Regions from separate parts of the Mus musculus genome. Here regions 2, 3 and 4 are each linked to region 1. Evidence: chromatin loops called from intact Hi-C (ENCODE). Cell type or tissue: left cerebral cortex. All regions are shown on one strand. Region 1 holds the start of Usp25 (ubiquitin specific peptidase 25). Region 2 has its middle 55 kb from the start of 1700041M19Rik. Region 3 has its middle 110 kb from the start of 1700041M19Rik. Region 4 has its middle 96 kb from the start of 1700041M19Rik.

Region 1 (2,500 bases):
AGATTTTAAAACTAAGACTAAATAATGAAACTCTGGGGAATTATTGTACTACCAAATTCCTGAAGTTAAAGTTGAATATCTGGCAATAGATTTAAAAAAAAACCATTGTAATAGTTTTTTCACATTAATTTTTAACTTTTTAAAAGCAGTGGTCCTGAAGATCAAATGTGTAGCTATGTGCTTCCATGCTTACTACTAGTGAGCAGTATCTCAAATCTCAGGTAATTTTTGTACTTTTGAATGGAAGAAAATGACCTTGTAAAACTCTCTCCCCTGTGGAGAATCACAAAGCTACTCTGTGAATGAGAAGTTACAGCGCTGAGGTCTCTAACTGTGGAAACGTAGCTCTGAGGTCCATTCTCAGACACGTGCTCTCCGGGTCTGTGTTCTCATAAACAGCATGTGCTCTGGAATTCTTGCAGTATCCATAAAATTCCTCACCTCCAATCATTTCACAACCTTTGTAGTCAAGGATTTAGGACCATGAATGAAGTCAAAATTTAAAATTTGTCAAACGAACATGACAAATACAAGGAAGGAATCACAAAAGAGGGTTGAAGACATCCCAAAGGAAGATTAGATGTGGTTATAAAGTACAAAGAGTTATTACAAGACTTTTTCCGAGTTATTATGATGATATAAGACCTGGTATTTCTTGGATTCTTTACCAAGCCTGCTTTTCTTGCCGTGGATTAAATTACAGTCTAACTTGTATGTGCACTGTATTATTGTATTTGTAACCCTGTGCTCATTAATCTACCCTCCCCTGGGTCTCGGTCTTACTCTGTCCCTAGTTTAGCTGGTGCAATTGAAGATATTTTACTTCCAGGTTTCTTACTTACTGTTAGGCTTTTCCTCCAATTCCGTTTACAGTAGACTATTCCACATACGGTAGTTAATCGTTTGTTTAATTTGGCAACAGGGATATTAGAATTATGCATCATCTAGGCAGTGATTCTTTCATAATGTTGTTTGCCTTATGTCTATTCATTTAGATTCTCTTCAGTAAATAAACCTTAAATCCCCAGTCTAGCAGTGACTGTCACACATTCCAGTGCATGAAATAAACACAGAATGTCAGTCCTGATGTATGTAACGAATAGTTGAGAAAAGTACAGTCCAGAAGGACTTCTAACAGCGTTCTGCTTATTTGACTTTTTTCTTCCAGCAGGTTCATGGCTTGTGAAATTCCTAGAAAGGCTTGGGTGACATAGGAAATAGCTGGAGTTCTGGGCCCGCCCAGGTTTTGGGACATTACAGGTATGGAAGGACGTTGATTGTTTTGGAGACCGTTAGACAGGAAGGTGATCTGGTATACCGTCCTATGGCTCTAGCCTCGACTGGGGGTCGGGGGGTCGCAATGTCAGAGTTTAGCAAGAGCCTTAAATGGTGCACAGTAACCTGCAGGATGGGCGGTTCTGGCCGTCCAGCCCGCGCGCTGAGAGGAGCTTAGACGGAGGGCGGGGCCCACCAGGGGGCGGGGCAGCAACACAGCCCCTCCTTCCGCTCCCGCGGGTCACAATGTAGGGTTAGGACGGGTGGGGCGGGGCAGAGCGGGGGCGGGGCAGGAGGGCGGGGCGGGGGCGGTGACCGCGGCGAGGGAGGGGCTGGAGGCGGAGTCGCGGCGGCCGGAGGACAGCGCCATTCCGGGTGGCCGCTCCCTCCGTCCGCTTGCCGCCGGCCCGCAGTGGTCCCCCCGGAGCGGTCAGGCGAAGCTGAGTGCGAACGCGTGACGCGGCCCGGCTTGATCGTGCTCTCCGTCGCCTGCGCCCATGGGCCGGGCCGCCGCGGCTCAGCGGCGCTGAGGATCGGGGCGCAGAGGACCTGAGGCGGCCGCGGTGGCGCTCTCCGGTAGCGTCTCGCCGCTTGCCCGCGGGGCCCGCGTTCGCCCGCCGCCATCGCCTTCGCGCCCGGCTGGCGGGGGCGCCGTCCTCCCGGGCCGTCCGCGTCGCTGCCCCGGGCCCGGTAGAGCGCGACAGGCGGGGCCGCCGCGGGGGCCATGACCGTGGAGCAGAATGTGCTGCAGCAGAGCGCGGCGCAGAAGGTGAGGCGCGGGCTGGTCGCCGCTCCTCGACGGGCCGCGTGGCCTCCCGGCCGGCCGGGCCACTCCGGGAGCGTCGCGCTCGGTCCCGCGGGGCTGCGTGCGGAGCGGGGTGTGCAGTAGTGAGAGGCTTCGCGTCCACTCCCTTCTGCGGATTGCTCTCCCAGAACCGACGGCGCCGCGTCCCCAGAGTGACCCCCGCATTCCTCCAGTACTCACTCTGCCAGGCTTTGTAATTAAACTTTCTTCTCCTTCGCTTCCTTTTCCAGTCCCTTTTCTTCTGCAAGAATGTCACTTGTCACCCCTTTTGGACAGTTTCTCTTTCGGAGGTCTTATTGTGCCAGGCCTGCTGTTCTGGGGAAAAAAAAACCGGACCTCCCCAAAACGAATTACCTGTCTTCCAGGGCAGGTACATCGCATCGACCCAGGGTGGAATCTGTACAAGTAGAGTGTTTGGTT
Region 2 (2,500 bases), 58 kb before region 1:
TGGTTCAGTCTGGGGACAAGAATTGGTGAATAAAGCTCCCCCAGACTGCAGACTAAGGTTTAGATCTTCAGAACTCAGTAAGAGCTCGTAGCTATGGCAGCTGCACTCAAGTAGGCAAAAAAGAGGAATCAGGGGAAGAAGCTAGCCAACTAGACTAGCGAGAAATGGTGAGCGTAGAGTACACACTAGATCCTGCCTAAGTGGAGAGCATTCAGAGAACATAGCCAACATCAGCCATACAGAGGGAGGGGGAGGGGGAGAAAGGGAGAGAGGGGAGAGGGGAGAGAGGGGAAAGGCAAAAAGAGGCAAACATGCATACTCAAATCTACACGTATTACACACACGGAAATAAGCAAAGACAATGTGTGGTTCAAAAGGGAATATATTCTCAACCTTCTTCCCATTTTTTCAGAACAAACTCTAGGGGATATTAAAACCTGGAAGTAGGAAAGAGCCAGAGGCTATTTCAAGTAGATTGCTTTCTAATTCCCTGCACCTCGCTCATATATGTTATTTTAAAAAGTCTTACTTAGGGTTGGAAAGGTAGTACTCAGTAGGCAAGGGTGCTTGCTGCTCTGACAGAGGAAATGAATTTAATAACTAGCGCACAGTGACTCACAATCCACCTCACAGCTGCCAGTAACTCCAGTTCCAGGGTCTCTCTCTCTCTCTCTCTCTCTCTCTCTCTCTCTCTCTCTCTCTCTCTGCCTCTGTCTCTCTCTGTCTCTCTCTGTCTCTGTCTCTCTCTGTCTCTCTCTCTCTTCTCCCTCCCCCTCTCAAGTGCGCACACACACCCAAAATAATAATAAATCTTTAAAAATTTGTATTTATAAACACACGTCCTCTAATAATTAACAAAACTAAAGCTTTGGATAAAATTAACCCTCAATCCCATTGCTTCATGTTTTAACTACTTATATACTCTGATTTCCTTAAGATACTTTAGTACAGTTAGTCAAATAATTCTCGCTGTATTTATGATTCTTTACTTCTTTGATAGAACATTAAAAGGAATTTCACTTTCACCGTTAATTGCAAGTTTAATAAGATTTGAGTACCTTGTACATCTTGTTACACATTTGAAAATAAGGTGCTACTTAAAGAAAAGAAGAAAAAGACACTCCAGGCACATCAAACTATCTAATTAGAGGGGAATAGTATTAGAACAGGACATGTGGAGGCTGCACCCACAAGCTCTTCCTTAAGTTTCAGAGCAGTAACGCAGTCTAAAATAGAGCATATAGAATGGGATTTCACTGAAGCGAGGAAGGCGGAATGATTATAAAAGCTTGTAGCTTTAAATAGAAAGAAAAAAAGAAGAATTGCAAACCTAAGTTTTAGAAAAGATAAAAATCTCGAATTTTCATCTAGCAGGACAGGAAAAGGATTTGAAAATTGTTATTTTTCTAAATCTTCTTTTTCCCTGAGCATGATGGTTAATTTTAATGGGCACCTTGACACAATCTAGAATTATCTGGTGTATGGGTCTCTGGCCATACCTGTAAGAGATTTTCTTGACTGTGTAATTTGAAAGGGGAGGATGCCCTCCCCAGATGTGATTGTACCCTGGTCCCCAGGCTGGAAGAAAAGCCGAGATGCGGTCGAGGAGCTTGCGTCTATCCCTGGTTGTCTTGAAGTGGTGGACATTATATGACAGACTTCTTCCAGCTCCAGATGGCGCGACGTCTTTGCCCTTCTAGACTGTAACCTGGAACTGTGGCCTAAAATAATAGCTTTCCCATCAAGTTGTTTGGGAGGGGGTATCTTATCACAGAAACTAAAAGAAAAACTAAGGCACTCAGTAATTGAGAATGTATTTGGTAAAAATGGGAAGAATGGATTTCAGTTTTTCTTTGTTTCCCCAAACCATTAAAGTTTCATCCTAAAAAGACCTTTAAAATCTGAGCAAATTTAATGATCAATAGTATTTCAATGAGAAATTGTTGATCATGCTTGGCTAGTGATTGAGGGTTTTTTTTTTTCCTAATTACTTGAATTTTGGTTTCACTTTTCAGATGAGATTATGCACTAAGGCAATACACCTAAAATACACCTAAATTTTAAAAAATCATAAGGTCCCTTTGTACAGAAAACAGACTCTAATATAATTCTCATTCAGTGGCAAACATATTTGAAAGAATCACCAACAAAAAATTCTTTGCCTAGGTTTCAAAATCATTTCATTCATCCATTTTCATTTTGAAGAAGAGTTGAAGTTTACTAGACATATTTCTAAAACAGATTTTACAGAGTTTAACAGAAATAGAGATGATTAAGTAAAAATTAAATGGACCCATGAGTTGGTATAGGCTTCTCAAATTTAACTTAATTGTTGAGTACTCCCCAACAAAACCCTAGATAACCATATAAATTTATGAAGGGTCCCCAGAAATAATTGTTGAGTTGCTAAGTTAATAGAATTCCAGAAATTCTAACTTACGAGGAACAGTTCAGTTGAAGGTACAGTATATATTTCCAGGAGGAACTTGAAGTAAAATCT
Region 3 (2,500 bases), 110 kb before region 1:
CTCAAGTTCGGATGCAAGTGTTTGTTTACTTGCTATTATTATTACTGCTCACTCTTCTCGGCTAGCTTTACACCTCTCATCCTCCTGCTTCCGGAACCTTCCAAGTGTTGGGACTGCAGCTGTGAGCCACTCTATCTGTTTGCATAAGAATTTGAAATTGTCACAATCCCTAACATTAACACAAAAAGCTCAGAGGTTTGTTGGATCGGTATTGTTCCAGGCAATTCTAAGAGAGCTCAAATCCAGGGAATTTAAACCAGACTTTAATATCCAGAGTTCTTTGCAAGCTTCTTTAAAATTCTCCAACCATGAAAGAAAGCAACCTGAAATAGGGCTTACTATGTGATAAGCACGTGAATGCATTTGTTTAGCTTCTACAAGTGTGGACGTCACGATGTATGAAGATGATGTAGAGGGGCTCCTGAGATGGCTCAGCCAGTATCGTGCTTTCTGCACAAGCACAGGGGCCCAAGTATGGATCCTCAGCACAGACATAAAACCCAGGCCCGACTGGCATATGTCTGTGCGTAACCCCAGTGCTGGCGAGGCCATGACGGGAGGCTCTGAGCTGCTGCTGCTGCTGCTGGCAGCCAGTAGAGCTCAGTTTCTGAGCCCCGGGTTCACAGAGACCGTGCTTCGAAAAACCAGGGGTGGAGAAACAACATTGAGAACAACATTGGGCATTGACCTCTGGTCTCTACATGCTCAGGCGCGCGCACACACAAACACACACACACACACACACACACACACACACATGTATTTACACACAAGTTTAAGGAATGGAAACTTAACCACTGGGAGGTCATGACTCTTCTTTGGACCCATCCTGTGATGATGTCCACTCACACTGTCAGGCATGTCTTAGAGCTATGGGGTGAGGTATTTGGGCAAGCTTCGTCATGCCTTTTTTGCAACATTTTTTATTTATTTATTTTTTAGGTATCCTCCTCATCTGCCCTTTGCACTTCTTTTTCTCTGTCCTTCTTTAAAGTCAAAGCCTAACCTTCCCATTTAAACTCTTTCACGTTTGCCAACGTTCTTAATCTAACCATCAACCTACTTTATTATTAGTTAGTGCCGATTAAGAAATAGCTAGCCTATATCATTTACAAATAACATCTGATTTACAACATTGTACGGTTATGCCATATTGTTATTGTATTTACAGATTTAAAAAATAAAAACTTAAAGACATATAGCAATGTGCCTAAAATCAATTTGGTGCAGGCTGAAGGAAAGTAGCCAATCCCATAAAAACATCTAAGCCCCAGGAAGCAAAGCAAAATGTCTCCGAGATCAGGCGGTGGAATTTAGCTATTTAATTATTCACGTCATAGCTTTGATCATTTATCTTTGTTTTTTTAATGTCACTTCAACTTTCTCCAAGAAATTGTTCCACACAGAGGAAAAGGAAAAGGAAAAGAAAGAAAAAAAAAAAAAAAAAAAAAATCACTGTAGATTTCACGGACTACGATTGCCATCTTGTGTCCAAGAGTGGTAGTACATGGGAGGGGAAAGTTTTGTTTTGTTAATTACTGTAAACAGGAGTCAACATCTAGTCCATACATGGATTGAATTCAGCCCTCTATGTGCGACCAAAAAAAAAAAAAAAAAAAAAGGAATGTTAAACGTTAGTATTGGAGGCTTTAAAATTTTTTAAGACATGAAAAGAAGTTGAACACAGCAATTATGAATTTCGTATTAATTTCCATATATGGCTTGTTTGTTGCTGTTTTTTGTTAGTTTTTAGGTTTTTAGAACACTTTGTAGTTACCACTGAGAATTCAGCATAGAGCCTGATATCTGTTATGTGCATTGAGCAAAATTGAGGTGTTGCGTCTTTGTGGTCCGAGTGTTCCTCCCTGATACGAGGCATTTTGAAACCTTCTTGCAGGTAGATGAATGTACACATTTGATTTTACTTCTTTCTTGTCTAAGTTGTTCTCATTTCTATGTCCCTTAGAACTTTTTTTTCTTTGTTGACTTATTTAAATCCCACTGTTGCAGAAGTCAGCTGTCCATGCTGAAGAGCAGAAATCAGAGGTTTTGGATTCAAAACTACCTCAAACCATGATGTTAGAAGAGACATGAAGGCCCACGAAGAGACAAGTCCTTCTAGTCAAGAGAGTAGGTCTTACTGATCTTGATGAAAGTCCAAAGTTCCCAATCTAATCACTAACACCTTCGATTATTAGAAGTAGTATTGATTAAGAATTGCTTATCCAATATCTCTTACAAATATCCTCTTATTTACAGCATTATATGGTTACGTCAGTGTCAGTTGGACTGGGTTAATCCCTTGGCCAAGGGACCACTGCTGGGAAAGAGGAAGGCCCTAGAAGCTAGGCTCCCCAGTTGAAGGGATACATGAGATAATTATTCTTTTAATAGGATAGTGTAATTTCCTTGAGCTTATGTAGGACATTTCACATAGTAACTATATCCCTCCATATATGCAAAATCTTGGGAGCGACGTTAACATCATCGGGTTTGATTG
Region 4 (2,500 bases), 99 kb before region 1:
CAAATAAGTGTTTAAATATTTATGTGTCTCTTAAGAGAATGTCTTTTGCAGGCACAGGTGTTTCTGCTTGGTGTCCATATCAAAGCATCACACATTCTGGAACCAATAAAAGTAGGCAACCATAGACTCCTAGCCCTGCCTGTCCAAACTATGACCTTTGTGGAATTAAGAACATTCTTAGACTTTGGTCTTCTTCAAATTTTTAAAAGAAGGTTATTTTGGCTGACTATGCAACTGACAGATAAATTTTTCATTTCTGAATAAAATGAGTCAGAAGTAAATTGATAAATTAATAAATGTAAGTTTGTGTGCAGATGTCTGTGTATGAATATGGATGTGTGTATATATGCATGCTATTATCAACTTTCAAAGGATTACTAATATTTAATGGTTTGTTAGATTTTATTGTTAAAATTATTATAATCATTCAAAACTTTTTGCAAATACCTTATTGCAATCATAAGCAAGTGTAGACATTCAATGAAAATCAGTGAGATTCGGTTATACACACTTGGGTGTTTTTCAAGATAGTAATTTGGAAGACTCTTCCATTGGTGCTGTGCAGTAAGCAGAGTCAGCCAGGTTAGGACCTCAGCATAGATGGTAATGGGAATAGTACCTATTCAGAGAACTCACAGCTGTGTAGTAGTATCAAAGTAAACATACATGCAAGTTAATAACGTAGGTACAAATTAGCCAGTCAAAGCACAAACAGGAAACTACTCATATCAAATGTTATAACTGCTAGTTGTAGTGAAAGCTAAAAATGTCTACAGGGAAGAATATATGAGGCTTGTCTGTTATCAGGTTTCTTGCTTGTTCTACATTGGTCAGCTACATTTTTTTTAGCTTAGTTGAGTGTTTCGTTTAAAAGTGAAACACCATTGGAGAGAAATTTAAAATAAGAGAACTTTCATATTTAAACACTGAAAGCCAAGAATAATGCCACAAAAGACACTATTCTAATTCTGTCCAGAGAGGGAGTACATTTTTTCAGCTTGAATTCATCTGTATGTATTGTTTCTTTTCCATGTGAATGATGGATCTTTAAATATAAATTTATAAACTTAGGCTTATAAAGATCATTTAAGAGGTGCCTTTTTTCCTTCACTCTTAAGCATACAAGGGGAAAAAGAAAGAATCAAACGAAAGTTCTCCTTTAAAAAATAAAATAAAAAACACCTCCACAGTGTGGAATTTGGTTGTTCTCAAAGGATAAAATTTCTGCCAACTGGATGACAAGCTGTTTCAAGGCATAATGGGAGGCTTCTGTGGGAGTGGGGAGTGGGTTAATGCACAGAAGGCCTGTTACTGTTTGATCTTAACTACTCTCTGACATAGGAGGAATCAACAATTTAAAGCCCTACTGATCCTTCTCAACAGTCTGAAGGTTTATTCATATATGTCTAATGTAGAAAATAATATCTTGTATATTATATGGATGTATCATTTGTCAATTAAAAAGCCTATGACCTACAGCTTAGCCAGGAAATGGGCAACAGAACATCCCAGAGGAGAAAGGATACAGGGGAAAGAGCCAGGTGTGGAAGATCCACCCAGGAAGATGTGAAGAGATGGATGCATGGTACCATGATCTAGTCGGAGGAGAGTCTAGCTCTATGTCCAAGATTTTATAAATATATTTTGTGTCTGAGTCTTAATTTAGGAAGCCTGGGGCTGGGAGAAAGAGCCAGGACAAACTTCAACAGTGTAACCTAAGCATGTGATGCTAGTACTGTGATAAAAATATTTCATTTATTTCCATGTGATGCCATGGGCATGCTATGTGTGTGAGTAACCTTTATATGCCACGACATGCAAGAGCACATCAGAGGACAACTTTCCGTTGTCACTGCTCATGTTCTACAGTGTTAGGGGAAGGGTGTCCCCTGAATCACCCACCGCACTGTATGATTCACACCCACTGTATGACTTACACTAGCCTGTGAGCTTCTAGGTGGCTGTCTATGTCTCCCTCCATCTTACCACAGGGGTGCTGGGATTTCCAATACATGCCACTTTGCCCGAATTTCTACAGGTTCCAAACTGAGATTAAAAGGTTTGTACAACAAGTGATTTTTGCCTACTGAGCCAAGTTCTCAGTCACTGAAATTAGTATTTTAAAGAAAGAGTGGAATTATCTTCAGTGTCCCAATACATTATTCCTGTGGATTGCTAACATAAAAATGGTTCATCAAAATTACTAACTAAAGATAAAAGTATGCACAGGCATTAATAAGATGAACTTAAAAATATTAAGATCATAAGAAATTAGGAACTGAGGCTTACAGAATTCTATAACTAAAGATTAGAGTTCCTTTTCTCAAATTTTAGTTACTGAACCTGATAATAATCACTAAAGAGAGCTTATTACTTATTTTAAAATTAGGAAGTAAATGTTAGGGGGAGTCTAATTTATTATGAATCAAATAGCAAGTTGCAGGCCTTTTTTTTTAATGCTCTATTTATCCTTCCATGTCTTCTTTTCCCCTGTTCTCCT

Evidence for each region. Peaks named below come from ENCODE experiments on the same cell type or tissue, not always from the same donor. Only the 100,000 strongest peaks of a DNase experiment are listed, where the experiment ranks them.
Region 2: it touches region 1 in a loop (2.1-fold over the local background); 4 of 42 quality-filtered maps call a loop at or near these places.
Region 3: it touches region 1 in a loop (2.0-fold over the local background); 4 of 42 quality-filtered maps call a loop at or near these places.
Region 4: a loop joins it to region 1, with 2.7 times the contacts of the local background. A loop is called at or near these places in 4 of 42 quality-filtered maps.

Annotation. Positions count from the first base shown.
Region 1 is chr16:77,012,097-77,014,596 of GRCm38, forward strand. It overlaps Usp25 (ubiquitin specific peptidase 25), which reads left to right and starts at 1,973. Exons shown (of 24, transcript NM_013918.2): 1 at 1,973-2,044. The coding sequence starts at 2,000. In left cerebral cortex, a CTCF peak has its summit at 1,460 (motif pointing right); DNase peaks (open chromatin) are centred at 1,543 and 2,208; H3K4me3 peaks cover 1,355 bases; H3K27ac peaks cover 868 bases.
Region 2 is chr16:76,954,495-76,956,994 of GRCm38, forward strand. No RefSeq gene overlaps it. Among named protein-coding and RNA genes, the nearest start is that of 1700041M19Rik, 55 kb to the right of the region's middle. In left cerebral cortex, no CTCF peak of the experiment used is centred here; a DNase peak (open chromatin) is centred at 1,251.
Region 3 is chr16:76,897,831-76,900,330 of GRCm38, forward strand. No RefSeq gene overlaps it. Among named protein-coding and RNA genes, the nearest start is that of 1700041M19Rik, 110 kb to the right of the region's middle. In left cerebral cortex, CTCF peaks have their summits at 1,494 (motif pointing left) and 1,695; a DNase peak (open chromatin) is centred at 1,388.
Region 4 is chr16:76,913,253-76,915,752 of GRCm38, forward strand. No RefSeq gene overlaps it. Among named protein-coding and RNA genes, the nearest start is that of 1700041M19Rik, 96 kb to the right of the region's middle. In left cerebral cortex, a CTCF peak has its summit at 1,019; DNase peaks (open chromatin) are centred at 1,257 and 1,910; H3K27ac peaks cover 847 bases.